5 separate regions of the Homo sapiens genome follow, and all the other regions are linked to region 1. A link is a loop called in an ENCODE intact Hi-C map of the cell type or tissue named here. Cell type or tissue: GM12878. All regions are shown on one strand.

Region 1 (5,000 bases):
CATTTTCCCCCTGTAGTGGTGGAAAGGTATGATGCCTTTCCTCACCCATCATAAGGGTCATCGGTAACTCTCCTATAACAAAAGACAGGTTAACAAGAGAAAAGCATAACAGATTTCTTTAATCAAAGTTTTATGTGACATGGGAGCCTTCAGAAATAATGGCCCAAAGAGCCAGAGGAAACTTTCCATTTTTATGCTTAGAGTCAATGAAGAATGGACAGCCATGTGGAAATGTGATTGGATGAAACGGGTATGATCTAATGGTAATAGACTAAGGGGGAACCCAGCAAGGCCTGTCTGTTCAGATTCTTCCTGGCCACTCTTTGTAGTATTCTTCTTTCCCCCTGGGTGTGGGCCAGGACCCCTATGGAATGAGGGTCTTATGATCTACTATCAGACAAGGTAGGTCAGAGAATTTATGGTCAGCTTCTAAACAAAAAGGTGAGGGAGGTTAGAGCAATATTTCCAGGCTTTAAGCCTTGCTTTAGGATAAGAGGGGGTTCTAGTTTCTATGACTCACCTTGGGAAGGAGGAATCCTGGTTTCTATGATTCACTTCAAGGGAGAAAGAAGTGTAGGAGACAGGAGGGCAGGAAAAGGTCAGAGAATTTGCTTCTGAGGCTGCTTCTGAGGCCTTCCAATTCCTTTAGTTCAAAGTCCTCAGCATGTCAAAGTTCCATACTTTGGGATAGCGTTTTCATGACTTTTTTAATGCTTGTTTCTCTGCCTGCTGTGCCCTCCCCAACATAGTTAACTCTCATTCATTATGTGAAACCCAGTGCAGGCCAGGTATGGTGGCTCATGCCTGTAATGCTAGCACTTTGAGAGGCCAAGGTGGGAGAATCGCTTGAGTCCAGGAGTTTGAGACCAGCTTGGGCAATATAGCGAGGCCTTGTCTCTAAAAAATAAATAAATAAATAAATAAATAATAAATAAATAAATAAATAAATTAGCTGGGGTGGTGCGTGCCTGTAGTCCCAGCTACTTGGGAGGCTGAGGTGGGAGGAATGCTTGAGCATGGGAGGTTGAGGCTGCATTGAACCCTGATTGCACCACTGTACTGCGGCCTGGGCAATAGAGATGGACTGCATCTCTAACAAACAAACAAAACAAAACAACCCAGTGCAGACAGAACCTACTTAAGAAGCCTTTTCTGACACCTCCTTTACACTGGGCCCCTCTTGGTGCTTCCCTCCATGTCTTGCCTCTCTCTCCACCATTTTACTCACATTTTATTGTAATGGTTTCTTTGTGTCTGTTTCCTTCACCAGACTGAACAACTTGGTTGCCAGAACTGCATGCTATTTACCTTTATATGTCTAGTACCTTGCACAGTGCCTGGCACATAGTACCATTTAGTTAATATGTAGCTGAATAAGTAGATGAATAAATGGAAAAGACAGCCATTGTGTATGTGCTAGTAGCATAAAAATACAGGATACACAATTACATTTCAAATTCAGATAAATAACAAATAGGTTTTTTTAGTATGCATAGATCCCAAACATGGAATGGGACATACTTATACCACATAGTATGTAATTATTCATTATTTCTCTGAAATTAAAATTTCACTGGGCATCCTGTAATTTATCTGTCAACCCTAACCTAGCAAAAAAGTGACTTCCCACCCAATATTAGGTTAGCACAAAGGTGATTGTGACAAGTTTTGGTTTAAGTTTTGTTAAGTTTGCCACTATTTTTAATGGCAAAAGCCATAATCACCTTTGCACCAACCTAATAAAAGTTCACACAAGGCAGAACCTCATGTTGAGCTTGACATCATGGGCCCTAAAGTATTTTCTAGACTTTACCTTAACATCTCTGAGTGTCCTGTGTGTAAATAGTCACTGTAGTACTCAGGTGTATTGGCCTTGTCATGTTCTGCTGGGTGTCATTACATACATGATTTCTGCTGAGAGAATGATGCAAATTTTGTTGCATGGCAAAGAAATTTATGCAGTTGAGTAATATGGAGAGATGAGCAGAGCTTATTTGTGAGTCAGCTTGTGGGTTTTCCTATACAGGTGGAGTATCCTTAATCTTAAAACCGAAATTCAAAGTGCTCCAACATCCATGCTTATTGCAGTGTTTTGCAGTTTGGATTTTCAGAATGGGGATACTTGAATGGTAAGTATAGTGGGAATATTTCAAAATCTGAAAAATTCTGAAATCCAAACCACTTTCAGTCCCAAGAATTTGAGATAAAAGATCCTCAGCCTGTATTGTGGTGGTTTGTTGTTGCTGGATAGTGGTTGTAGGGCATATGAAAAGGAAGCATAAAACTTACTTTTGGTGTTTGGGGATGAATGTAGGGATTGGGTGTGGGTTTTAGATTTTTGGAGGGAGTTAACAGCTGGAATAGTACTCACTATTTACTTTGCTGCTCAGGCCAAGATGCCTGAGAACTGATATACTGAAGAGTGATCATGGTGTGGAGGACTCCATACTGTCTCCATCCTAATGAGGTTGTTTGCTTAACACGTTCCCTGTTAAACTATCAGATGACTGAATTATTATTTTGATTGAAGGGACTTTTTTTTTTTTTCAAATTAGAAACACCCAACTGGTTAACAGTTTATGTTTTAGAAGGTGAAAGAGTTTATTTTTCCATGACTGGAAACGGAATTGAAATATGGCATCTTTCATCTCTCACATGCCCTTTTTCCTCTCCGTCTCATGCCAAAATCGATAATTATGGAAATTACCTGGTAGGACACTTGGGCACAGTTTTAGATATTTACCCCATAGGACTCAGACATGTTCTCTTAGAAAAAGCTGGATTCTAAAGGCACAAAGATCAACCAAAAAAACAAACATGAAACATTTTTGTGGTCACAGTACCGTGATCTTGTCAGTAAAGCGACGGTCTATGATTAAATCCAGATTGAGCTGTTTCCTGTTAGCGTGCTAACCCACAGGACAGGCTCAGGCCTCCGTGTCTTGCTTTCTAAGTCTGGGTTATTAAGCACTTGTCTGACAAGGGTTCCACCCCTTTCGTCTTCAACTTAATAATTCAAAGTTACTAAGATAATATAAGCAAAAACAGGTCCTAAAGTCTCTTAAAACACTTACAGACCTATAGGAATCTTTTCTTGCAAAAATGAAACTTTTAACATTTTAGCTTCTCTTGTCGGGCCATATGGCAGAGTATTTTTTGTGTTTCCCCTCTGTACAGTTTCATTTCAAAATAATTTCAGTGGTAAGCAGATCATTTTAAGTTTTTGTTTCATAAGAAATGTACTCTATTTGAATGTTGGCAAATTAGAAGTCATCAGATCTTTCCCCTGCCATAATAAGCAGGTATTAGGATATTTAGCAGTTCTACAGAAAATGACATTAAGCAAATTCTCTGATAACTTAACATGCATTGTTATTTTGTGTGAGAATGATTGTAGGCACAAGAGCAATTCTATACTTATTTTATGATATTGTCATTGATGTTCACTTTGAAAATTATTTTTTAAATCTAAATTTTCAAAATATTTTATTAGTCTTCTGTTAGGTCATATGTGGTTCTTCCTAATGCACAGATGCAAACCCTGAGGAACAAATACTGTTAAAGGGACTTACAGGAATCATGTATGCATATTGAAATTTTTTCCGAGTAAGAAAGTACTGAAAGAGAGGGGCTGGGTTAATGAGAAACATAATTCCATTCCCAAGGGAGAACCCTGGCTTTCTGCCAAATCTCTGCTTTCTGGCAGGAAATGGGACCCACTTCATCAGGTCCTTTGACAAGCATTTTTCTCTGTGTTTGAATTTTGGGACACGTCAATACTCGGTGAAAAAATAGTTCTTTTAAATAATCATCACTTTTGATAAGAAGGATTTAGAATTAAAGTAGAGTTTCCATTGTAAGTAAAATAAGAATCGTCAAATTTCAACATTGTTTGGTAAGGGAACACTGTTATTATCACAAGGCGAGGAAGCTTGATTTAAATCAGAGTTTGACTATCCCTAACCACTGAGAAGCCATTCCTTTTATTGTTGTTAATATTTAACATTGAAGTATATTTTCATGTTTTTTTTTGTTTGTTTGCTTTTGAGATGGAGTCTCGCTCTGTTGCCCAGGCTGGAGTGCAGTGGCACAATCTCCAGCCCACTGCAACCTCCGCTTCCTGGGTTCAAGTGATTCTCCTGCCTCAGCTTCCTGAGTAGCTGAGACTACAGGCACGCACATTACACGTGGCTGATTTTGTATTTTTAGTAGAGATGGGGTTTTACTATGTTGGCCAGGCTGTTCTTGAACTCCTGACCTCAGGTGATCCACCCCCCTTGGCCTCCCGAAGTGCTGGGATTACAGGCGTGAGCCACCGCTCCCATCCTGAAGTATATTTTCTAACTGCTACTTTTGAATATCATGCAGGCTGACAATTATTTTGGCCAGGTCTTTTGAAGTGACAAGGTACAAAACACAAAACATCCTGACATTTTTGTATTAATAAAGAGATCAAAGGAATACACATTTGAAAATAAAAATTAACATTATATTTTATAATGTTTTGATTTTTCTTTTTTAAATGAAAAGTGGTAAATATGAGTTAAGTTTTAAATGCATTACAGTAATTTAATAAGCCAAAATTTTTCAAAGTATGTGCATTCTGAAGTTCTGCAAGATGCTCTCAGACTAAAGAGAAATCCATCTGGAAATGCTGCATACCATACCCCTCTCTTGGAGTTGAATAACACCGTTGGCATATGAGAAATTCTGCAGTAAAGAGATATCATTGACTTTGTTGAACTCTATAGTTCCCAAACTTGACCATAGGAGTTTTTTTTGGAACTAGTGTTTTACGGCACACACTTCAAGCAACAGTGAACCAAATAATTAATAACATGTAGAATTCTAAACCATATATCTTTTTCACTTATTGTTTCTGATAAAGTTAATTGGAACTTCTGGGGAACAGATGGGTACTACAAGGTTTGTTCTAAAACTACATATAGAGTGATAAAGAACAGCTATTAGACCCTGATCTGAGTCAACAGTCTTAAGAG
Region 2 (5,000 bases), 240 kb before region 1:
TCTAAGGAAGCTAAAGCTTGGTCACTTCTGCTGTGGTCTGGAGTCCCCTCTGCTGACACCATCTGTCCCAGTGCTATCTCTCTCATGGCCTTCTCTATAGGATGCTCTCAATGTCACTCAGGAGAGTGGCTTTGGGAGGCTAGTACCAACTTCCCCTGGGTATTCTGGGGGGTCTTCACTGATCAGAGCCTGGGTCTGGAGGCACCTTGGTGATGTTTTTCCCCATTAGGCCCCTGAGCTCTATGGAAGCACTTAACTGCCTGTTCCCCGCTTATTCTGTGTTTAGACCAAGGAAGCAACATGCCTGGGGTCTGAAATCCTGGATTCAAATCCTGACTGTGTTTTGTGCTACCCGAGTGAACTTTCACAAGTCCCTCCAATTCTCAAAAGCTTCAGTTTCCTCATCTGCAAAGTGATTATAGAGCAATGCCTAACTTGCTGGTTTATTGTGAGACTGAAATTTATGACAGAAAAATGAGCATAGCCTTTGTTTGTTTCATGGGGTGTTAGTCCTCTGTCCTGACATTCCCACCTCCTACTCCAGGCTGACTTGAGCGAAGGGTTCATAGAGTGCTGGGTACCACCTCCTCAGCTGGCCTGTGGACACTCAATTCCACCTCTGTCCAAACTCCAAGCAGTTTTCTCTCAGCTGCAGTTTGCTCTGTAGCCATTTCATCCTTAGAATTCCTAGCACGCAAAAGGTTTGCAGAATAGTTCATCACACTGCAGTACTATTAAAGCCATATAGTTCATGACATAGTCCAGGGTCATTAAATGCTGTGGAAGTCCCCTTTCACACAGAACACTGGACTTTCTACTTTAGAATTGATTGTCATTTGTCACTAAACAGTTTCTCATACTTCTCCGCCTCCCTGTTTGGATTGTCTGCTTAGTACAATCTGCTTAGTAAGTGGACATCTCTTTTTTTTTTAATGGAGTTTTGCTCTTGTTGCCCAGGCTCGAGTGCAACAGCATGATCTCGGCTCACTGCAACCTCTGCCTCCCAGGTTCAGGCGATTCTCCTGCCTCAGCCTCCCAAGTAGCTAGGAGTACAGACAGGCACCTGCCACCACGCCCGGCTAATTTTTGTATTTTTAGTAGAGACGGGGTTTTACCACGTTGGCCAGGCTGGTCTCGAACTTCTAACCTCAGGTGATCCGCCCGCCTTGGCCTCCCAAAGGGCTGGGATTACAGGCGTGAGCCAACGCACCCAGCTGTGGACATCTCTTTATTATATCCACTGCTTTTCCAGATTCTCTCTTGCTCTCTCCTTCCACTTCTGTCCGCTGGGACGTAGAATGGTGGAAGGAAGATGGGGGAGAGGTGTCCTGAATTCTAGAGAAGTGGTTTCTAGCAGAGCAAAGAAACATACAAGAAGCTATTGCAATATTTCAGGCAAGAAATAATGCTAAGGCAGCCACAGGAAGAGAGGATGGATGTGGATAAATGCCAAATACAATGTGGCATTTCACATGGAGACAAAGGAGAGTGACTGGGAGGCTGGTGACACCCGTGACTGCCACAGGAAATGGAGTGGTAACCTCATCCACCCCTACACTTTCATACAAGTGACTCTCAAGGCATGCTTCTGGCCATATTGTCTCCCGAGAGCAGAAATCTGAAGACAACTGATATGGCCTTTAATAAATGGGGACTGAACTTTGGGGAGGCCCTAATTAAAGACAGCTGGAGCCCTGGGGAAAAGGAGCCAGTGGAGACTGTGGGAAAATGTCAGAGAGGCAGGAGGAAGGTGAGACCACTGCGGTCAGCCACATCTGACTCAGCTCTTCAAGGAGGGAGGTGGACGGTGCGGAGAGCTGCTGGAGGGGAGGGGAAGCTGAAGACCATGATGACGTCATGGCCGAGCTGGGGCAGTGGGCAGAGGAGGCGGAAGTCAGGTTGTGAAGAGCTGAGGAGATAGTGGGGGCTGAGAGGATAGAAGGGCTGGATGCTCTCCCTGAACTGTGAAAAGGAAGAAATCATGCTGCCCACAGGTGGAGTAGCCCAGGAGAAGGGCAACCCTGGGTCTGCAGCCCCCGCCCCTCTGCCTCTGTGTCTTCCTCACACTGGGCTCCCAAGCCTGTGTAGGCTTGAGTCTTTCTGAAACTTTGGTCAGTCTGTGGTAACACCTTTCCCATGATGAAACATGTTTTTTCTTCCCCTTTCTGCATCTTCATTAGTTGCCTTCCTCCTAAACAGAACTCGGCAGCTAAATTAGGCCAAAACCCCAACTCATTTCCAACAAAGTTCACCAAATAAGCTGAGAAATCTCTACGGCCTCACAGGAGTCAGTGTCAAGTCACAGGGACTCAGGGGCTCTTCAGACCCCAGCTGCACGGAGCCGAGGTCTGAGGTAAAGAAGCAGCCATGTTCCACATGCACTTCCCCTCTTCCGGACACAGAAGTTAGGATGTAGGACGTGCCTCAAAGGCAGTGTGGATGTGGAGAGGAAGTGATGGCTGCAGCCAACCAGCGTTAAGTCCTCCCCAAATAGGTGTGCGGAAGTGGGAAGGGCACACGTCTACCCATGTTCTCTCTTTACTTTAGAGAAGGCTGGGGAACAGAAGGCTGAAACCAACTGTGTGCAGAGTTCTCAGGCCTCTGCCAAAAATGAGCAGGACCTGCCCGACACCTTCTCCGCTACAACCTCTTTTTCTACTGTCACTGCCCATTGTCATGGTGGCTCCCCAAAGGTGAGCCTGAGTCCATATTTGCAAGCTTTGCCCTGAAGACAATTATATATCTGATTGCTGTGGCTGCAGAGGCTTAGAATCCTTCAGGGGCAGGAGAGGTCCTGGCAGTAACAGTTATTCTCTATAAGTTCTTATGTGCCAAGAAAGCTCTGAAGTGCTTGATATGCATCATTTCATTTGTTCCTTACCCAAATCCATTGATAGTAAAAGAAGCTAATTCTTAGGTTAAGTATTAATCACTTGTTTAAGGTTACAGACCTCATAAATGATGAGGATTAAACCCAGGTTTGTCTGACTCTAAAGCCAATCTGTGCTCTGTAGAGAAGAGGGAAAGAGAAATTGCCACCTCCCCAGCATTTCATTGAATCTAAATACATTTTATTTTTTTCTTTCCTGGAATCCAAAGCATGTCAAAGACATTTCAGCCATAAACCTGGTTATTTTTTCCTATTAAGAACAAACATGATGGGCCAGGCACAGTGAGTGGCTGACCCGTGTAATCCCAGCACTTTGGGAGGCCAAGGCAGGCAGATCACTTGGGCTCAGGAGTTCAAGACCAGCCTGGGCAACATGATGAAACCCCGTCTTTACAAAAAAATACAAAAATTAGCCGGATGCAATGGCATGTGCCTGTAGTTACAGCTACTCAGGGGGCTGTGGCAGGAGGATCACCTGAGCCTTGGGAAGTTGAGGCTGCAGTGAGCCGTGGTGATCCTGCCACTGTACTCCACCCTGGGCGACAGAGACCTTGTCTTGAAAAGCAAACAAGCAAACAAACAATAAAAGCAGAGATGCTATTCTGCCTAGGGCAGGGAATGACTTGGCCCTTAGAAGTGTTCTAAAATTCTGATCCATGACCTGATAGACCCAAACCCTTCTACTGACACAAGTACAAAAGCTGTCATTTCTTGAGGGTAGCAGGGACTAAGGCCAGAACTTGGCAACTGGGGAAGAGGTTGGGAGCAGGAGAAGTCAGCATGAGAGCCTGCTAGGGCACATTGTATCTTGAGGGACTTCATACTTGAATTCACAGCCTTGCCTCCTAACATTTAAAAGTTTAAATAAACTAGAAATGTTTCCTTACCATGGGGACCAAAACAAGTTTCTGTAAAGGTAAATACATGTAAAAATAAATACAAAATAGCCATGGATATGAAAGCATGGTTAAGGAAAGCATGGATATGAAAGCCATGAAAGCATGGATAAGGAGGGACTCCTTTTAAAAATGTCCAAGACATTTGGAATTTGGAGTTCCTGGCATGGTGCTGTGTTTTTCCTGTTTGAGCTGTGGTGCTGGCCTCCTAAGAGCTCACCCCATTGCCTCAGCCTCAAAGGTGCTGGCTGAAGGGAGCTGGGCCTGTAGCTCCATCCATGCTGTCAGTGAGCTCCCTGGACCTAACTGCCTTTTCAAATCCCATAGGGCCACCTGCACGTTCCCAGATTTCTTCCCTGGCTTGGGCTGGGACATCTTGACAGAAAGGTAGGCAGCGGGGGGCAGGTGTGCCTAGCACTTTGGGAGGCTGTAATCTCAGCACTTTGGGAGGCTGAGGCAGGAGGATCACTTCAGCCCAGGAGTTCGAGACCAGCCTGAGCAACAAAATGAGACCCTGTCTCTACAAATAAAAAATTAAAAAAATTAGCCCAGTGTGGTGGCACACACCTGTAGTCTCAGTTACTTGGGAGGCTGAGGTAGGAGGATCTTGTAAGCCAGGGAGGTTGACGTTGCAGTGAGCCATGATTGTGGCACTACACTCCAGCCTGGGCTACAGAGTGAGACCCTGTCTAAAACAAACAAATAAAAGACAAAAGAAAATCTAGGCAGAGGATCTGATTGTCCTGCTCTTTAATAGTAGGACTGGAGTTTGGTGCCTTCTAGCTTTCCCGAGATTATTTGTGAAACTACAAATAAAGTCCTGCTAATGTAATTTGCCAAAGCCACATAGAGACACTCAACTACTTAGATTTTCTCTGCCTGAGGAAGAAGCAGATGAATCTTGGCACCCTGGGACTTTCATTTTAACTCTCTGGAAAAAATCTGTGTCATCTGCTGATGTTCCCACTGAGCTGTTTTCAGATTCTAGGTTCTAGAGCAAACTGGGTACCAGCTGGACACCCAGACACACAGTGGGGTTGGCCTACCGGGCCTGAGGAAGAGCACCGCACAGTTCACAAACAGGAAATGTCCTTTTGCAGAGGACTTTGGTTTTTTTTCAAGATAGAGTTCTGAGGAAGAAAAAAATGTGTTTAGTTGACCATGAAGTAGCTTTAAATATCAGATACTACCTACTCAATTCAGGTAACTAATTA
Region 3 (5,000 bases), 150 kb before region 1:
AGCGTGACATCAATCCATCAGCACATGCTGATTCTAACTACGTTTCCCTAACATAAGTTCATCTCTTACCTAGGCTAACATAATCACATCCCAATTGGTTTTCCTGCTTCCCCTCTGTCTGTCATCACCATTATGTGCTATTCTATTACCTTTTTATTTTTTTCATTATATTTAACAATATCTGGTATTATTGGCTTTTGGATCTATTGTCTGTCTTACTTTCCTTCTAGAATGTAAGCTCTGCAAGGCAGAAACTTTTATCTTGTCACCACTGAATCCCCAAGACCTAGAACACTGCTGGCAGGTAGGTTTCGTGTTGAACCTGTAAACAAACAAATTAATTAATAGAAGAAGTCTGGTGCTTGTTCAGTAGTTGGGAATTCAGGAAAATTATTCCTTTGCTGGTTTTCTCAGCGCTGTTTTGTATAGCGTTGAAAGAACTGAAAAACTTTTATTTAATAATGTGTTCTTGAGATTGATATTAGAGTCTTATTATCTTAGATATACAGTATCACTTAGGCCTTGCTGAATGCATTTTATGCTCCCTGAGATCTTTTTGGGAGATTTTCTGTGGAAACCTGAAAAGGAAACCATCACAGTGCTTTCTCAGAGAAGCAAGGCTCAACAAATGACTGGGAAGAAACTTTTGCTGGTTGAGAGAGGTATTCAGTATGTGCTTCAACAATGATGTAAAAGGGAACAAAGAGAAGTGAATGCAAAACATCTTTATTTGCTTTGGACTGCCCTTCTTCCACTAAGGCTAACTTTGAATAAAGAGGAACTCGATACCGGGCCAATGAATAAATTTTTAAAACTGGAAACTTAAAATGAAGGTTTGAGGATCCTGAAATACTATATATTTTAAAAAATCAATGATTCTTTTAAGAAATGGAAAACAAAGTGAGGGAAGAGTGGGTAGAGAGATTGATTGGTCATTCTATATCTAGTGTAATGGAAAAGGTATTTTGTGTCAGCAAGATCTGGGTTTTGATTCTAGTCTTGCCACTAGCTGGCCACATGACCTTGGATGTCTTGCTTCTGAAATCTAGGCTTGTTATTTCTGTTGGTGGTTTAGGATGATCACATGAGATGAATCTTGGGAAATAATTCTTACAATTATAAAGCACAATACAAGTGTAATATATTATCCTGATTATCATTATCTCACCATTCTAGTATGAGGATCCAGGGCTTCATTCTCTTGATGTTTTCAACTTTGTGGTCCCAGAACTCCAATGGCTACAAAGATGCCAAGATCTGAACTCAGAGATTCATGAAACAGCTCTAAATAGTTTTAAATTACTTCCTTGGGAAATTTTTGCTTGCTTATGTGTATCTGAGATTAACAACAGTAAAAACACCTTTTATATAGCACCATCAGTGAGGCTTTATGTCTTTATTATAAATTTTGGAGCATCCTCCAGGCTCTCAAAATGAAATCTCTGGATCTACTGAAGAGAGAGAGAGAGAGAGAGACAGCAAGGACTTTCATGTCTTTAAAAGCAATTACAGGCTCAGGTCTCTGAAAAAGTATTAAGTGCCAAGACTGACGCCTCTGCAACCATTTATTCTTGACATTTTTTCAACTTTTTTTTAAGCCAGACTATTGATGCATTTTAATACCATTAGTATTTGTTAAAATTAGTTCAGCAGTATTATTAATTTGTCTTCTTAAAATAAAAGGCAGGAAAACAGTATTATGCATGTATTTAAATAAGTCCCCTTTCCAGATATTGGAAGGTATGTTTTTAAGTATTCTGGAGAAAAGTCATTTTAAAAAAATTTCCAAGCAGACCATTTTGCTTTAGAAATATTGAAGATGCAATATGTGAATCATATTTGGATTTTAAAGCAGGATATTAAACTTCACAGTAAAAATGATTCCATAGTTGTTAAAGTCCAAAGAGAGGTTTACGAAGCCAGCAGACAGAGAAACTGAAATTCACTTGGAGAGGTAAATGACACAGGAATGGAAACATTGAATAAATAACTTTACAGCAATTTTTCTTGATGTTATTTTATCCCTTAAAGGCAGACAGATCATTAAAATTAAAATTGTATTAAAAATATTCTCTATAAAAATATATAACCCAATAAAATGAATGTTGAGTCAGCCACGTGTATTTCTTTCCAAACCCATAATTTGGATTTGGATTGGATTTCCAAACCCACAATACTAAATTTATTTAGTATTTTGAAATTCATATTTGCTAGGCAGTGCATCTTAGTAAATTAAAAAATATATATTCCCATTACTTAGTTCATGTAAATAATCCTAAAGGTGAACTGAATTGGCCTTACTGAAATGGAGGCTCATGCCAGGGCTGACCAGGGAAGGTGAAGAGAGGATAAGAGACATTTTATCTTCATGCATTTGTGTCTTTGCATTTGCTGTTTCTCTCCTGGATGTGTTTCCCATCCTGGGTCATTTGCTTAAATTCATACCAATTTTTTTTAGCATCTATTTCAAGCACCCTGTTCTCCACTATGACTTCACTAACATTTCTAGATAGATAGTTGCTCCTTTCTATTGCTGCCTTGTATGTAACTCTGTTATTGCATGTAACACATCATCAATAATTTGCTTACATTTCTGTAGCTTTTGTATTTCCAGTACCTACCTTAGTGCTTGACATATAGTAAGAACTTAATAAATGTCTGCTGAGTGAATAAATAAAAAAGTGAGTGATAGCTCCTGATCACTGCATAACATAGATACAACTCATAAAGTTGTGATTCCTGGCCTCATCCTTGTGGGGCAAGTAGGGGTGGTGGGACAGAGGCTACCCAGAAGATGAACAGAGGGATGGGTTGATTATGCAATAAAAAACATTCATTCAGCTTCTGGCACTGTGCCAGGTGCTGTGGGGGAAACTGCAGAGATGTGAGGTACATTGTATCTGCTTTCAGGGGTTTACCAGTTAGGTTTAAGGGCCTAATTTACCTGTATGAATCATCTAGAGGGAAATTGAAGGCTAAGTTGTAAGACTTGACTGTGTGTCTATGAGGAAGTTAGAAAAGTTAGAAACCCACATGAGTTGAAGGAGCTTGGAAAGGCTTCATGAGGAGCCACAAGTTAATTTGGGCTCAGCAGTATTGACTGAAGGAAGGGCTGATGAAGTGGCAAGCCTTGGGCTAGGTGGGAGTTGAATGGGTGGCTGTGTGGGAATTGGCTTGTGGAGCAGTGTTTACTCTGGGAGACCACAGACACTTTCTACACCTATGGATGGATTTTAGAGATGCTTTGAACCCCTGGAATTATTTGCAAAATGTTGTATGTATGTTTATATGAGCAGTTTTCCAGGGAGAATTCTCAGCTTTGAAAGAAGTAGATGCAGATTTTAAAAGAATGTTACGTTTTGTAGTTGTAATCACGAATAGGTAGCATTATCATTATTTATCTTTTCATGAAGTCTTAAAGAAAGGGAAAAAGGAAGAATTCGATGGGGTAGGGAGGTGAAGGGAGGAGGGAGATTCAGGCTAACAATATAGGTATCAATATTTATTAAATGATCTTTCCCTGAAAGTGTATCACTAACATGCTGTATCTTTAGCTGATTGTCAAAAGAGATCATCTAAGCGATGGAGGCTACACTGCCTGTTTGAGAGAAACTACTGAACTAAAAGTGAATGAAAATGTATCCCATTGTTGCCCAAATGAAAATATACTTAATTCAAAGGCAGAAATAATTTTTAAAAATTGTTAGTGCTAGAAAGATGAGGTACTTATAAAAAAAAAAAAGAATGTATTTCAACCAGATCATGTAAAAGTATGCCCATTCTCCCACTGATTTTTCTTCTACTTGTTAATAGTTTTGCTTTTTATACTTAGCACGTTAGCATATTTGAAGTTTATGACATCAAGTAGTGACTCAAGTTATTTTAATGGAAAGCAAGTCATGTTAAGATCACTTCTTGAACAACTTATGCTTTTGTCATTGACATGATATGCCTAATTGAGGTTTATGTTGTATATATCCTGATTGGGGTTCACTGAGATTTTTGGATTTGTAGATTAAAGTATAAATTAAATTTTGGAACTTTAAAAAATAAAAATAAAAAATAAAAATAAAAATTGTTAGTGCTTTAACCAGCAAACATTATTTTTTAAGGATTATTCTATTTAGGTTTTTGAATGTAGGGATTTGCCTCATAATGAAAAATCTGCATTTCATCATAAAAACTGAATAAAATGAACATGACTTGGTTATTTGCCATAGATGCGGATTCTTTTAATATTGGATGCTCAGTTTGTATAGAAAACATTTGGATTGGAGCCCCTCTTTGGGCCATTGCCAACTAGAGGTTAACATACTAATATATCAGAGATAGGAGTGATGGATTTCTACTTCTGGGTGAGTGTTACGCTATCACATGCCCTGAAGTGATAGCTCTATCATGTTGCAATTGTGAGTTAAGGAGGAAGGAAAGAGATCTATGAAAAAATAAGCTGTTCCTTTGTTTCCTGGCTTGTTCCAAAAAGGATTGCAATAAAAAAGAGTTTCATATTATTGGTTTATGTAATTGATAAGAGCCCAGTAATTGAGGAACAAAAAAGTTGTTAAGTTTATGCAAACGAATAATACAAAAGGGATTTTCCCATAATTCTATCTTTAGGAGAGTAATTAATTGGATAATAGTTAAAGAAGATAGTAATGTTGAGAGAATGAATAGGTATATAAACCTCAATTATATCTTAAACATTAGTAAGCCATATTTTTACATAGAATTCAGTTTAATTGGAGGACCTGAGAAATTTGTTGACACTGGAAACTTGTGCATTTTTGATTTATAAACCTGAAATATGCATAACTAATGTTAATTTAATAATGTTGAATTTTAATAGCCTTAAAGTCAAGCATTAAGAAAAATGCTCAGATCATACAATTTTATGAAAAATAGACTATTCAACTCTTAATGATTCAACATAAAGGGCCACTTCAGTGAATGTTCAAAATGTATTATCACTTCTGTGGTGATCTAATCTTATTTATTGAATC
Region 4 (5,000 bases), 69 kb after region 1:
GGATCCTCTGTCTTCACTGACACAGACAAGTGGTCAGTCCTATGAAAACATTTACTGTGAAATCCAGAGAGGGCAGGACTGTGAGGGTGCTATGCCCTTCACAAAGTGTGGTAGGTACTCAGTACATCTCTTACTAGTAAAATCTTGCTGGGATAACCCTTGGTATCTGCAGTTGAGTTTGGGCATCTATTATGAAAGCAGTTCATATGCCCCCATCTTATTTCTTGTACATACAAGGGTGTTTGCATACCATTATTTTTCAAAAGATTTCATGATCTTCTTAGCATGTTTACAAATCTGGGAAATGCATTTTTGCTGTTCCCACATTCAATGGCTCATCATTCCAAAGAGGTTGGAGAAAACTTTGGGTGCTTAGGCCTAGTTTGAAAGTTAGAGATGCCTACTACTGAGCCAGAATGAACCTTCACAACGCAGGACAAAGCAGGACCTTACTGAATTGTAGAAATGGAAGAACCCTAGAGACTCTGAGATAATGGATGGAGGACCACTAGTTGACATCCTTTCAAGATCTACCTTTGTAATTTATGAAGCAGTAAGAAAGGGCATTATTTTTGCTTCTGTGATCAGAGTTTAGCTCATACCCCTATAGTCCCTGTAATGCTCCTGTAATGCTTGAAGGGTCATAAAAGGAAGACAGGGAAAATGGGGCTGGAGATAGCAGGGTAGAGATAAGGCAGAGCAAAAATATGCTTGAGCTCTTGGAATTCAAGCATATAATTCCGAAAATATTTAATAAAAAATCAAGTTCACCTTCATTGTTTCTATTATTGTTGTTATTTTATAGTCAGTACTTGTTTAGGTTCAGCCCACGTGCTAGTTGCCTTGCATGCCGTTCCTTCTTAATCTGACTCCCGCCCTCCTTTTACCACTACTTGTGGTGTAAATCTGTTAACGGTAAACCTTCTCAGTCTTAGTCTGAGAAAGTCTTTATTTTGCCCTCCTTCTTAGAATTATATTAGACGGGTATAGAATTCAATACTGACTGTTACTTTCACTCAGCACTTTGACGATATTATTCAGTGTCTTTTGACTTCCATGGTTACTTTTGAGATGTGTGGTATCTGCTTAATTACTATTCCTCTGTTTTATGTTCCCACTCCTGTTGCTTTTCTTTCTTCTTTCCTTCCTTCCTTCCTTCCTCACTCGCTCTCTTTCTTTCAAAAGAGTTTTGCTCTGTCGCTTAGGCTGGAGTGATCTTGGCTCACTGTAACCTCTGCCTCCTGGGTTCATGCAATTCTTGTGCTTCAGCTTCCCAAGTAGCTGGGATTACAGGCACATGCCACCACACCTGGGTAATTTTTTTGTATTTTGGTAGAGATGGGGCTTCACCACGTTGCCTGGAGTGGTCTTGAACTCCTGAACTCAGGCAGTCAGCCTGCCTCGGCCTCCCAAAGTGCTGGAAGCACTTTGAGAGCCACTGTGCCTGGCCCCCTGTTGATTTTAAGAATTTCTTTTGTCTTTGATATACCAGTTTAAGTGGGAGTTTAGTCTTACCCTATTCAGGACATGGCTCTTGGATGGGAGGATTCCTATGGTTCACCAGTTCTGGAATCCTCTCAGCCACCATCTCTTCTGATATGGGCCTTCTTCCATCCTCTCCATGTCTTCTGGAACTCCTCCTACACATACCTGGGGCTTTCTTACTGCTTTCTCCATATCTTTTCACTGTTCTTTCTATGTCTTTATCTTTTGATGATGATTTTTGAGGATTTTCTTCAGATCTGTCATCTAGTTCATGATTTTTTTCTTCAAGTTATTTAATCCTTCCACTGAGGTTTTAGTTTAAGTCACCACCTTTTTCACTTAGAGGTGAAATGTTTTTCAAATTATCTTCTTCCTTTATTAGGATGTCTTGCTCTGAGCTCCGGTTTTCAATTTCTTCTTTTATGTCTTTAATATTTCCTAACATACTTATTTTGCAGCTTGGCTTATAGTAGACATGCAGATATTTGTTGGATGAATAAGCACATTATTAGTTTTGTTCTGACAGTTCTCAAATTTGAAGTTCTCAGGAGTCTAAGCCTGCTTTTTGTTATGCCTGTTGGCTCTCTCTTTCAGTGGAATATTTCCTTGTGTGTATTTTGTAATTTTGTATCACGAGTTTATCTTTATCAGGGGATTCTCTGAAGCCTGGGCTGAAGGTATATCCCTCCCGCAAGATTTTCTTTTTTTTTAAGAAAAAATCTAGTTTACTAGCGGTGTCACCGGTTGAGAGTTTCTAACCCCATAGACCACATAAATAGCAAATTGGAGTGAGGCACAGACCCAGCTCACACATGACTTCATAGGAGACATTTTTCTTCTTTCCATGCTCAGGCAAGAACAGTCTCCCTGTTGTCTTCCTATGCTAGTAGAAAGATATTTTTCTGGCCTATCTTTTTAGTAAGGGTATAGCCCTTTGTGGGCCCTGGCTGTATATAGTTTTGGTTCTAACTCCTCACCATTCATAAACAGAAACCCTCATCTTTGGGCCCTGGGTGTGCATTAAAACCCATATCACTATTTTGCCAAGATTGGGGCCTCCCACTCCCCCACCAGAGCAGCTGCAGAACTAGCTCGCGTGCTTCTGGTTTTCAGTTCCTTTTTCACTTAAGGCCTGTAGGGATTTCCCTTCCTATCTTGCAAGCTCAACTAAAAAGAGTTTTTAATATTTCTTATCTAGCTGTTTTATAGAGGAAGCATTTAGGATACTGTAGTTCACAGATTGTTGGAAATAGAAGTCTTCCTCCTTGGTTTCTTACCCAAAGCAGTGCCATCCCTTCTTTGCCTGTGAAGATCATTTTATGGTAGGAAGTGATGGGGGTATGCTGATGGTATCTTGATCCTGCCAAGGTGGTCCATAGACTGTTAAAATGTAGAGGACCATTGACCTAGAAAGACTTCAGATTAGTACTGAATAATCTATGTGTTCTTTGAAGTTGGAAATACTCTTTTGGGACAAGATGTTTACTACTATTTGTTAGAAACTTTATAGCGAATGTCCTCCTAAAATAATAATGACAGAACACACAAGACTGAAAAAACATCAAGGGCTTAATCAACACAAAATATTTGCCTAATCATGGATTCCAGATTTGTAACAGCCCAAATGCTTGGCATTCTGTTTTTTTCCAGACTGTTTCTAGGGTCTGACATGATCACCAGTCCCACTCCCACCAAAGAGCAGCCCAAGTCCACTGCCAGCGGGAGCTCTGGTGAAAGCATGGACTCTGTCAGCGTGTCATCCTGCGAGTCGAACCACTCAGAGGCTGAGGAGGGCTCCATTACTCCCATGGACACCCCTGATGAGCCTCAAAAAAAGGTATATACTCAACCCTTCTCATAATTCCTAATGCAGGCACCTACATGCTCTTTGCCACACCACAGCAAGGAATGTCTGTTTTTAAGTGGATCACTCTATAGTATTTTGAAAGTCATGTTTTGAACAGGCATCAAAAGAAGAGTTCAATTTGGGGACATACTACTAATAGAAACAGGTGTAAAAGCACTAAGCAGTTTCGTTTATTCATTTGGCCTTTGAAATATTGTTCTATACCCACCTCTTAAGGCACTGGAGTTATTTAGGGGAAGTAGGACTTCTTAGAAAGAGCAAAAAGTCAGAGATGGAGATGTGTCAGGTTCTTGGTGCCATGTTTTGTCTTAGCCAAGCATTTATCACAATAATGTTGCATTGCATGCCACTCCAAAAGTCAGTGACTTAAAACAACCACTATTTATCTCTCTTATGTATCTGCTGGTTGGCTGATCTAGGTTGGGCTTGACACTAGGCCACAGATTTGGTCCAGGTCTGTTCCACTTGCCTCTCATTATTGTTGGAGTAACGGGCTACCCAGGGCATGCCCTTAGCATGCTAAGACGGACAAGCAAGAGGGCAAGCCCACTCGCAAGCATATGTCAAGCCTTTACTTGAGTCGTATCAACCAACATTCTATTGGCTAAAGTAATCATGTGGCCACATTCCACATAAGTAAATGAAGCAGAGAAATAGGCTCCAGTTTTAGTGGGAGGAACTCTGAAATCACAGTGCAAAGGGCACAGCTGCAGGGGAAGATGAGGGATTGGTAACAAGGATACATTCTCCCATGTTGGAAAAAAGGAAACTGATGAGAGGTGATAAAAGAATTTCCGTCGAGTTTCTATTTTCTGTGACTGCATAAATAAAAATTTAAAAACCAAAATATCTTAATCTTAAGATCTTAATTAAGACCAGTCTTCTTTTTTTTTTTTTTTTTTTTTTTTTTTTGAGATGAAGTCTCACTACTCTGTTGCCCAGGCTGGAATGCAGTGGTACGATCTTGGCTCACTACAACCTCTGTCTTCTGGGTTCAGGGGATTCTCCTGCCTCAGCCTCCCGAGTAGCTGGGATTACAGGCATGTGCCACCATGCCCGCATAATTTTTGTATTTTTAGTAGAGATGGAGTTTCACCATGTTGGCCAGGTTGGTCTCACACCCCTGACCTCAGGTGATCCACCCACTTCGGCCTCCCAAAGTGCTGGGATGAGCCACCGCACCCCACCAATATCAGTGTTAATCTTCTGTACACATCTGCTTCAATCTGTTGGTTGAAGGGTTTGGATCAGAAAGTCAACTATGACATAACTAGAATTTGCACCATTTGGGGAAGGTTTCTGGCTAACCAAGCTTACTCAATAGTGACTTCTGGCTCCTTAGCTTATGGTTAGGTCAGTAAGGTAGAATGTTGGCAATGGTTTCATCCCTTGGTTTATATCTGCTGCTCTTCAAGGGGACATGTGTGTTGCTTCACATGGTGTTAAAACAACAGTGGTAATCCTGGAACCCTCAAGTGACTTTGTCATAATGTAGCCAATCCAGGAAAAGCATCATATTCAGGATTCATCAAACTGAGATGACTAATTTGCTGCTCTAGTTGGATTTCTTAGCTTTCTGCTTTGAAATCCAGGGGATACAATCATTCATGCTCTAAATATTGAAAGAAAGCCTTCGTGGACACCTACG
Region 5 (5,000 bases), 56 kb after region 1:
GGTAGCTGAACTCTGCTAAAGATGGTTATAAAGAAAAGGTGAGACTTAAGCAAGCCATTTGCACTAAGAGACGGAGAGGGAAGAGAAGGGCAGAGGGGGAGATAAAAGGAGAGAGAGAGGGAGAAGGAGATTGATGGAGGAAGAGGGAGATTTGGCATTTATCCAAACATAGGTGATGATTAAAATCATGAGATTGGATAGTATTTCCAAAGACATGAGTACAGCAGAAAACAAGAGGATAACTTTGACAAAAAGAAGAATCACTAAGAGAATATGAGAACAGCAGAGGAGGCAGGGGGAGAGAATGAGTGATACAGTCACAAAAACCTATGAAAACTTTCAAGAAGGTTCAAGGGATTGGTGTTGTGCGACATTGCAGAGTAGGAGATTTGGGGCTGAGGAAGGAAAAACTGAAACTGCTGGATGTGGCAGGTAAGTGGATTTTCAGTTGACACCTCATTTGGAATAATAGGGACTCGTCGGTCTTTTTAGATCTCTAGCAGGGATGGAATCTCATTCTCATGAAATCATAAAGTCATGGAATCAACAAGTCTTGTAGCTCCCCATCTCAGGCGTTTCTCTCTCCTATCTAATGAGGAGGTTGTCTTAAGTGCTCTTTTGAGATCCCTTTCACCTCTGTTATTCTGTGATTCTTAGGAGCCTTTGAACTTTTCAGAAATTCTCTTTAGGAATTTTAGCCATGTCTACAATAACTTATGATACATTATTCCTCTGCCCATAACTGACATACTGGAGGGAGACCAGAAGGACCTACACACCGGAAAGAGGTGGGCACTCTTATTCAAGTCAGACATAATTGATTTCTCACTCTAAGCAAATTCTCAAGAATTTCGGAGGACTCACAACTATCTAGCACAGGAAAGGCGCATATTAGGCTGCTTTCTTTTTTTTAGAGGTGGGGTCTCACTATGTTGCTCAAGTTGGACTTGAACTCCTGGGCTCAAGCGACCCTCCTGCCTCAGCCTTCTGAGTAGCTAGGATTACAGGCGCATGCCGCCATGTCCAGTATAGGCTATTTTCATTCATCCCTGTGAAAAACTATGAATGGGAGATCATTAAATAGTGGCTCTCTTTATTATCATTTGTGATGGGAAGAACTTAAATAGGTAATGAGTCACTGTGGGTTCTGTCCCAGTAGTGTACCTGGGACCTGAGTTAAGGCTGAGAGATGGAACATGTTGATGCTCTATCACTATCAGCAAGGCCAAGCCACTGAAAAAAACCCTTTTGTGGTTGTACAGTAGTGGAAGGTCACGTGCTATGGTAATACATAAATCTCAGGAAAAGTGACTAAGGAAAAACTAGTGTAGAAGTTATATACTACTGAATTGTGCAATTTACCCCCCCATTCATGCAGTTCCTGGAAAATGAGAACTTAACAAGACCCCAAAACCGCAAAAGCACTTAATGTTCAGTCAGCAAACTCATGATTACTCATTATATAGAAGAGTTTGTTGTTACAATAGACAGGAGGAGAGAAAGGGTAGCCATGTGTCCTCAGGCACCAGGAGGAAGGATTGATTTGTAAGAGTTCCAAACCTGAGAGGCAATTTAGAAGAACTGACTGGGGGCTGGGGATGTGTGAAAGTTCGACTTTTATGGATTGGTCATGTAGTACAATATTGGACTTCCTCAGAAAACTTCCGGTGCAAAAGTTTCATTTAGCTAAGAAATGCTACAGAAGTAGTCCCTTTCTTTCACAGAATGCTGGCACATCCATTTCAGGCCAAGATCGAGAAATCACAAAATGTACTGAGGAAGTCGATCTTTGTTTTCAGGATATCTGATTACTTTGAGTTTAATTTGGGATCTGTAAAAATGTCTTCATTTATGAGAATTGCCTGGCTTGTATTGATGATTGCTTTCATAACCAAATCAGGTGATCTTCTTACAAAGTAAGGGGAAGGCCAGGTGTGGTGGCTGGCTCATGCCTGTAATCCCAGCACTTGGGGAAGCTGAGGCAGGTGGATGATCTGAGATCAGGAGTTCAAGACCAGCCTGGCCAACATGGCGAAACCCCATCTCTACTAAAAACAAAAAATAAAATAAAATATAAAAATTAGCCAGGTGGTGGCGCATTCCTCTAATCCCAGCTACTCGGGAGGCTGAGGCAGGAGAATCACTTGAACCTGGGAGGCAGAGGTTGCAGTGAGCTGAGATTGCGCCACTGCACTCCAGCCTTCCCAGCAGAGTGAGACTTCGTCTCAAAAAAAAAAAAAACAAAGTTGGGGGAAGAACAAGAAAATCCAAGTCCACCAGCCTCGTTATAAATAGGCAACTTGCAACAAGCCAGCCAAGTATTTGCATAATATACATCGTGAGAGCCTGCTGGAGGCCTCTTCATTTTGCATGGTGTTCCGAGCGAGAGTTATGCAGGGTTGTGTGCGAGAAACTAGATGCCTCTTTACTTCTTACCATTGTGGCATCCTGTATCAATTCCCTCTGTGTGCATTTCTGTTTCTCAGGAAGGAACCTCAAAATTTGCAAACCTGGACAGCAGTGTGAAAGAAAACCAGAAGCGTACCCAGAGGCGGCTGCAGCTCCAGAAGGACATGGTATGTCTGGCCCTCGTCTTCCCTGACAGCTCACAGAGGAGAAGGGCCGTGTGCGTCTGGGCTCCCACATGGCACTGGCACCTTCAGTCAACAGGGCACCCAGGCTTTCAGAAAGGGTCTCCCATTCTCTACCCCATTTGTTCTCAGCAGCCCTGGGAGGTCTATAGGAGAGAGATGATTACCCTCATTCAACTAGTAGGAAGTAAGCACTGGGTGGCAAATCCTGTTTTCTGGCAAAGTTGTTTTCTGAAGGTGAGGGGGAGTCTACAGCAGGTCGACTTCCTCCCTCTTGCAGTCTCTTCCGCCCCCTCCTGCACTTAGAAGCTGCTCCACCTTGGCCTGAGGGCCTCCTGAGCTTCCTACTGTAGTCAGCTTCTGATACATGGTGACCAAGGAGAAAGAGTGTCTTCTCCACAGGGCCCTGGTCCTTGTACTCAGAGATCTTTTCATTTGTTCTAATCTAGCCATTGCCCAGCTCTCCTTACTAATCCCAAGGCTAACCAAATCTTTATAGTTTTTCAATATTTAAAGGAGCATCATGCCTCCCTCCTGAAGACTGAAAGATAGGTATTATCAACTTTAGCTTCATTTTAAACTTCTGACTGTTAGCATAAAGTGTGGAAGACCAGAGGGAGGAGATTAGAGACTGACAAACTCTAAATATTCTGCTTTAAGAGGGTTTTCTCTTTCTTTGGAAAGCTCAACGTAAGTAAGAAATGTTTTTGAATGATAGGACTCTTCCGCAACATGAAGCCTATAAAACATTCACAGTGTTACAAACTTTTTTGGTTGTTCAAAGACAAGCTAAAAATAGCTGTTACCAAAAAAATAGATTATTTTAGTACAGGATGAGACCTTGTACACAGAATGGGAAGGACACACTGCAGCTGACAGTGAGTTCCTGAAGGACAAAACCCTCCTTGGTATGAACCTCACAAAGCAGTTCTGGCTGAGGAAGCAGCCAGCCTCATGTCAAGCAGCCTGGCTTTACCCTGTTTGAGGCTTTGTGTTCTGCCAAAATTTCCAGAATTGGCTTGATGAGATTTAGGATAAGGGATCCATGGGGACCGCTTTTTACTTTTCCTTTAGGATGTTTAGTGCCTTGGTGGCTTACTGAAGAAGAGAGATGATTTTAAAGGAGATTTAGTGAAATGAATATAGTGTATCCCTGCAGTTGTAGGTAGAAGTGCCTCCACCTTCATTTCCAACTTTTTATTCTGGAATAAGTTTAGATTTACAGAAAAGCTGCAAAGCTAGAAGTGCAGTTTCCCTCATTGTTAACATCTTCTAAAACCATAGCACATTTGTCAATACTAAGAAACTGACACTGGCATAATACTATTAACTAAAATCTAGACTTTGTTTGGATTTCACCAGTTTTCCACTAGTATCTTCTTATCTGTTCCAGGACCCAATCCGGCATACCAACTGCATTTTGTTGTCTGTCACCCCTGTCTCTTCAGGTCTACGACAGTGTTTTCTTGACTGTTTTTTATGACCTTGGTTGTCTTAAGGGGTCTATCCAGGTATTCTGTAGAATGTTCCACAGTTTGAGGTTGTCTGCTGTTTTCTAGTGATTAGACTGAGCTTCTGGATTTTTAGAAAGAATATCACAGAGTAAAGTGCCCTTCTCATCACATCACATCAAGGAGTGAATGAATGGTTTCAGCGTGACATCTGGTGTCATGTTGATGGTGACACGAATGATGTTGATCTTTATTACTTGGTTAAGGAAGAGTTTGCCAGGTTCTTCCTCAGAAGTTACTGTTTTTCTCTTTCCCTCCTCTATTATTTGAGAGTTAGTCACCAAGTCTAGCCCAAGGGGTTATATTAATAGTGATGCCCCATGCTTTTGTGGTACATACTTCTCTGTGTACAACAGCCAATGGTGAGGCAATGACTATCCAGTGCCATCCCCAACTACCAGGAATGTCCCCATGCTCTGAAAGAGAACAGACATCCTTCTCACTTGAGCCAAAGCAAAACATAAACCCCACAGTCAACACTTTTGAACAGATGTGTATGATCTCCTGGCTTTGAGGCTTGGTTTTCATGATTTCACAAGTTAGATATTAGATCATGGAGTTTCTATCCTATTTGTGTAGAAATTTAAAAAATGTTATTCATGGAGGTTAGCACCACTGGCCCGCAGTTAGGCCTTGAATACATCCATTTGCTCCAGCTTGAAGATTCCTAAAACCCCTCAACTTTTCAATGACAATAAAGACAGTTTTGCTTTGGATGCTCTTCAGGGTGTGATGCAGGGAACTGTGCCCTACCTGGGCACCTTCCTGACTGACCTGACCATGCTTGACACTGCCCTTCAGGACTACATCGAGGTGAGTTCCATGTGGGTGGTGTGATCGGGCCTGCAGCCTTCCCACTGGATACCCTAAAGAGTAGTTAACTTCTCTTAGTATCTTT

What was found. Hi-C counts contacts between places; a loop is a spot of excess contacts. Peaks named below come from ENCODE experiments on the same cell type or tissue, not always from the same donor. Only the 100,000 strongest peaks of a DNase experiment are listed, where the experiment ranks them.
Region 2: it touches region 1 in a loop (3-fold over the local background); 3 of 110 quality-filtered maps call a loop at or near these places.
Region 3: it touches region 1 in a loop (8-fold over the local background); 3 of 110 quality-filtered maps call a loop at or near these places.
Region 4: a loop joins it to region 1, with 6 times the contacts of the local background. A loop is called at or near these places in 4 of 110 quality-filtered maps.
Region 5: a loop joins it to region 1, with 4 times the contacts of the local background. A loop is called at or near these places in 6 of 110 quality-filtered maps.

Annotation. Positions count from the first base shown.
Region 1 is chr1:183,839,799-183,844,798 of GRCh38, forward strand. The region is part of intron 2 of RGL1 (ral guanine nucleotide dissociation stimulator like 1); the gene reads left to right. Among named protein-coding and RNA genes, the nearest start is that of RGL1, 37 kb to the left of the region's middle. RefSeq lists an enhancer at 1,990-2,039. In GM12878, no CTCF peak of the experiment used is centred here; DNase peaks (open chromatin) are centred at 1,941, 2,893, 3,663 and 3,894; H3K4me3 peaks cover 1,920 bases; H3K27ac peaks cover 4,398 bases.
Region 2 is chr1:183,602,594-183,607,593 of GRCh38, forward strand. No RefSeq gene overlaps it. Among named protein-coding and RNA genes, the nearest start is that of NCF2, 15 kb to the left of the region's middle. RefSeq lists enhancers at 1,641-1,935, 2,087-2,176. In GM12878, no CTCF peak of the experiment used is centred here; DNase peaks (open chromatin) are centred at 1,768, 2,148, 2,388 and 4,807; H3K27ac peaks cover 3,676 bases.
Region 3 is chr1:183,687,002-183,692,001 of GRCh38, forward strand. It overlaps a transcript of RGL1 not described here. Among named protein-coding and RNA genes, the nearest start is that of APOBEC4, 36 kb to the left of the region's middle. In GM12878, no CTCF peak of the experiment used is centred here; a DNase peak (open chromatin) is centred at 2,940.
Region 4 is chr1:183,908,947-183,913,946 of GRCh38, forward strand. It overlaps RGL1 (ral guanine nucleotide dissociation stimulator like 1), which reads left to right. Exons shown (of 18, transcript NM_001297671.3): 15 at 3,136-3,322. Among named protein-coding and RNA genes, the nearest start is that of RGL1, 110 kb to the left of the region's middle. RefSeq lists enhancers at 2,666-2,755, 3,232-3,401. In GM12878, no CTCF peak of the experiment used is centred here; DNase peaks (open chromatin) are centred at 2,575 and 3,545; H3K4me3 peaks cover 1,039 bases; H3K27ac peaks cover 4,701 bases.
Region 5 is chr1:183,895,322-183,900,321 of GRCh38, forward strand. RGL1 (ral guanine nucleotide dissociation stimulator like 1) reads left to right here. Exons shown (of 18, transcript NM_001297671.3): 10 at 2,487-2,576; 11 at 4,829-4,915. Among named protein-coding and RNA genes, the nearest start is that of RGL1, 93 kb to the left of the region's middle. RefSeq lists an enhancer at 2,801-2,960. In GM12878, a CTCF peak has its summit at 2,879 (motif pointing left); a DNase peak (open chromatin) is centred at 2,370; H3K4me3 peaks cover 1,089 bases; H3K27ac peaks cover 4,850 bases.